Regions from separate parts of the Homo sapiens genome. Here region 2 is linked to region 1. A link is an interaction called in ENCODE POLR2A ChIA-PET data of the cell type or tissue named here. Cell type or tissue: PC-9. All regions are shown on one strand.

Region 1 (2,500 bases):
TTATGCCCTTTCACCTTATGCCCAAGGCCACTGTGCAAGCACAAACTTCCAGGAAAAGCATAAAGATAAGGTAAGAATCTCTAGGAAGGAAGGTATTAGTGTGCCCTACTGTTCAGAACTCTGCCCCATCCTACTTCCTCACTCTTCTCCCAGCCTCAGATTCTCTGGCTCTCACCTACCTTATCTGCTTCTGGAGCATTTCCATTATTTATCCCGATGTAGGTGTAGGAAATCAGTTTTCCTTTTGGTTCATCTGGGACTTGGTTGGAATTAAAAGAGAAAAACAAACCCCAAAATAAATAAACTCAAGGAAAAGAGAGAAAATATCAGAGCACAGAAATGGATAGGTTTACAAAACTCAGATTTTTTTTTTCTTTTATCCTAATCTCCCTGAGGTCTAGTGATAGCCTGGTTGGATTGGTAGTTTGTAAAGTGCACAGCTTCAATTATTTCTGGCCTCCACACTGTCTGGGCTGACAGGATGGAGGCTAGACTGAGCTCCTTGGATTTCTGGTCCAATGTTACTTTAAACAAATCATCCCTGGTGGAATCTCAGGAAAAATGCTGGGTCTTTTTGGAACTCGGTTCTGTGTCTATTTTCTGGGATTAGCCTTTAGATTATCTGTCATCCCCAGGTCGGGACTCAACTGATTTTCCTTCAAATAGACTCCTGACTCCCTGGGCCCAGCTTTCTTCTTCTTTCTAAGTTAAAAAAAAAGAAAAATTCCCTCTCTGCTCTGCAAGGAATCTGCCCTCAATCCCAAGGCCTTCATATTCAGCACTGGCAGTCCAGTTAGTCTTTGTGGCCTTGATCCCTGGAAATACAGCTCTTGCTTTAATCCTGTGTTTACTAACTTGGTTAATTAGTCTGATGGATACTCCTTTTTTTTTTTTTCCTTTTCTTTTCTTTTTTTGACGTAGGATCTCATTCTATCACCCAGGCTGCAGTGCAATGGTATTATCATGGCTTACTGCAGCCTCCGCCTCCTGAGCTGATCTTCCCACCTCAGCCTCCTGAGTAGCTGGGACTACAGGCTTGCACCACCATTCCCAGATAATCTTTTTGTGGAATTTTTTTTTTTTTTTTTTTTTTTTTGGAGATGGAGTCTCACTTTGTCAGGAGACTCCAGTCTTACTCTGTCAGGCTGGAGTGCAATGGTGCGATCTCTGCTCACTGCAACCTCCGCCCCCTGGGGTTCAAGCGATTCTCCTGCCTCAGCCTCCCGAGTAGCTGGGATTACAGGCGCCTGCCACCACACCTGGCTAACTCTTGTATTTTTAGTAGAGACAGGGTTTCGCCATGTTGGCCAGGCTGGTCTCGAATTCCTGACCCCAGGTGATCTGCCCGCCTCGGCCTCCCAAATTGCTGGGATTACAGGCATGAGCCACTGTGCCCGGCTGATTTTTTCGTGTTTTATACAGACAGGGTATCGCCATGTTGCCCAGGCCAGCCTCAAATTCCTGGCCTCAAGCAATCCTCCTGCCTTGGCCTCCCAAAGTGTTGGGATTACAGGCATGAGTCACCACGCCTGGCCCTAATGGATCCTCTTGAGTATCAGATTCTCTGAGACAACTCATCACTCAGAGATATCCCCCTTCATGGGAGTGGGCTCACTGGAGCTGACCACTTTCATTACACAATTTAAAAACACAAAAACAAACACACATATATACAGCCCTGCTTGCCACCAAGGAAACAGGAGGGATGTTTTTACCACAATTCTTAGATTTCCCCATCCCAAGCTTCTTTTCTACAAAGGTGTAAAACCCCTGACCAAATAATTATGGGGCCCTGGCTATAGTTTTCACATTAAACAGCTGAGCTCCGAGGGGCAGGATTACATAAAGGTCAAGTACATAGGCTCTGGGGGCAGATCATTGGATTTGAATCCTAGCTTTGCTGCTTATTAGCTGATTGACTATTGGCAAATTACTTATTGAGTCCTTGCCTTAGTTTTCCCATCTGGAATATGGAGGGAAATAATAGTGACTACTTTTACGGCCACTGTAGCAATTTAATTAATACGTGTAAAGAACATAAAACAGGGCCTGGTACATTGTAAGTACTCTGTAAATGTCAGCCACCATCATTACCACTGTACAGGTCTCTTGGACAGTTAGATTTTAAAAAGTAATGGTTGGTGTAGTGGTGTTAGCAGTAGGATTGAAACTAAAATTTAGAGATTAGTTACGGGTAACTCCAGTGTTCCCTACAATAATAGTTGAGTTAAAACAGTGAACAAGATGGACTATGAAACAGTTCATTGAAACGTTAAACAACATTGTTTCTGTTGCAGGGTTCAGGAACCATCTAAGGGGTCTGCAGCCTTTTGTATTTGTGCCAGTGTTCACCTTTTCAGGAAAGTATCCACCAAAGTCATTTCTTTTTATGACTAACTCTTCTTGTTTCTTGATTTTCTTGTCCAACTCTCCTAGCTCACTATGTATCTAGATTCTATCTAACATGGATTTTAGGGTGAAAACATTCAACCTTTTGCCA
Region 2 (2,500 bases), 240 kb before region 1:
GGTTTTTCGGGAAAGGGCTATTATCAATTTTGTTTCAGAGTTTAAACTATAAATTCCTTTCCAAGGCTAGTTTGGCCTACGCCCAGGAATGAACAAGGACAGCTTAGAGGTCAGAAGCAAGATGGAGTCGGTTAAGTCTGATCTCTTACACTGTCATAATTTCCTCAGTTATGATTTTTACAAAGGTGGTTTCATTACCAGCTTATACCATAAAGTCCTGCTGGGAGTCACAGTGGGATACCATGCAAAATGCTGTGAGAAAACTTCAGAGAAGCAACTAACCAATTTTTGGAGTCCAAGAAAGGAAATCCTGCTGGAATTAGGAGACCATAGACTTTTCGAAGTGTACCCTTTACCCACTTACCCACTAAGTGATCAACCTGTTGCCCAGAGGCGCCCCTTGTCCAGAGACATCCTGTGCTAACTTGTTCTTGCATTGCTATAAAGAAATCACCTCAGACTAGGTGATTTATAAAGAAAACAGGTTTAATTGGCTCAGGCTTCTGCAGGATGTAGAGGAAGGATGCATCTGCTCAGCTTCTGGGGAGGCCTAAGGGAACTTTTACTCAAGATAAAGGTGCAGCGGGAGGAGGCATGTCAAAGGCAAAGACAGGAGCAAGAGAGAAAGTGGGGGGAGGTGCAAAACACTTTTAAAGGACCAGATCGCTCAAGAACTCATGCACTACTGAGAGGACAGCACCAAGTCATCAGGGATCCACCCACATGACTCAAACACCTCCCTCCAGGCCCCACCTCCAACGCTAGGGATTACATTTTAACAGGAGATTTGGTGGGGACGCATATTCAAACTATATCACACACTTCTGTTACTATTAAGGACAGATTCTGAACAGCAGTGCCTTAGGGTCTTGGACAACGCTAACTTCCTTACAGCATTACTCCCGGAAGGATATCCAGCCCTTAGAAGCTGATATAGTTAAAAGCAAATAGATTGTAAAAACCATAAAATGCCTGGGGCCATGCTAACTAGAGCTCTGAGGCCTCTGAGAATTGACTGCAGTAAATCTTCCTGTCTTATGCAACCACATGTCTCTTCTTAGAAGGATCCAGGTTTTTTCAAATCACCCGTTAAAATTATTCATCCATAAATTATTTTTATTATGATCTAAAAGGCTTTAATTCTGTTTGATGTAATCCGTGCTTTACATACAAAACATTCTGAGATAATCTCTAAGTTTTCATCAATTTATTAGACATCTACTGAGGTGCCATGATCATTATCACAAACTGAAGGGTTTTCATATCTTGACTTTTTTAATTCTTTGTCTCCAATCTTAATTATCACACACTCAATTTTCCCACACCTGTAGGTTTATTTATATAGTGAAGTAATTTGGGGAAGGGTATAAATACACTGAAGAATGCAAAAGTCAACAGAATCCCTCATCAGACTTTCAAATGGCTTCTGGACATAGCTCAGCTGTCTCCTTTCTGGAACTTCCAAACTGTATAGCAGGGGCTCCTTCCTTTATCTGAGCATCACACTAGGGCATGCTCAGGACAGTTCTCTTTAATTCATACTTTTTTTTCTTTCCATGTCAACTACAGTACTTTGCCCCTGGTATCACTAACAGAATATAATTCCAGGTGTTGAATTTGAGTTCATTGGTAAAGGTTAAGGGCTCTGATTGTCTGGAAGAACTCAGTTTGAATTTTAACTCAGCCACTGACTAGCTGTGTGACCTTGGGAAATTTACGTCACATCTCTAGACCTAGTTTCCTTATCTGAATAGAGTGGTTATAAAGATTGCATGAGATAACATATGTGAAAAGCTTAGATCATTTTAATAACCAAGAATCTTTCTGTTTTACATGTATTAACTCATTTATCCCTTATAAGATGACCATCCCATGGGACACTTAGGGATATATGTCATGTCACTATTTTACAGGGAGTTCATATCTCCCCTACATGGTACATTCTGTAACTCCCAGTCACAAAGATGAAGGCCAGCTTTCTTACCAAGGCCAGGCTTGAGGTGCTAGTTGCTCTAGGCATACAAGCCCTCAAACCCTTCTAAATAGCGCTTTTCACATGCTCCACGCAGCTGTTTCCCTGAGATAGGCAGCCTGCAACTCTTTGCACTAGCTGCAAACATGTCTCTGCATTTTAGTCCGACAGAGCTGGCTTTGCTGACATCAAGGACGTGGTGCAAAGCACAGCTCTTTAGTTTCCAAATGAATGAAAATGACATATTGAAAGCGGGGCTGGCCACAGTATCTAGCTAGAAAACAATAATGACTCACAGGAAAGACAAAGACTGAGTAAGCACCAACGAAAGGCCACTCATCCCTTCATTAACATCACTGGGGAAAATATGGTCTCACTATGGAACAACCAAAAACATACAGACAAAAGTCTCCTGGGCTTTTGAGCATAGTCTAATTCCCATCTGGCTTATAAATTTCCTAACTTCTAAATTAATTACACTAGGAGTTGGAAGAGAATAAACAGTGGCCATAGATATTAGAAATTTTT

The links. Peaks named below come from ENCODE experiments on the same cell type or tissue, not always from the same donor. Only the 100,000 strongest peaks of a DNase experiment are listed, where the experiment ranks them.
Region 2: POLR2A ChIA-PET joins it to region 1 with 12 read pairs; 2 of 35 experiments call an interaction of 5 or more read pairs at or near these places.

What each region holds. Positions count from the first base shown.
Region 1 is chr11:110,319,659-110,322,158 of GRCh38, forward strand. No RefSeq gene overlaps it. Among named protein-coding and RNA genes, the nearest start is that of RDX, 24 kb to the left of the region's middle. In PC-9, no CTCF peak of the experiment used is centred here; no DNase peak of the experiment used is centred here.
Region 2 is chr11:110,075,841-110,078,340 of GRCh38, forward strand. No RefSeq gene overlaps it. Among named protein-coding and RNA genes, the nearest start is that of ZC3H12C, 16 kb to the right of the region's middle. RefSeq lists enhancers at 503-797, 1,886-2,055, 2,356-2,405. In PC-9, no CTCF peak of the experiment used is centred here; DNase peaks (open chromatin) are centred at 941 and 2,268; H3K4me3 peaks cover 375 bases; H3K27ac peaks cover 2,500 bases.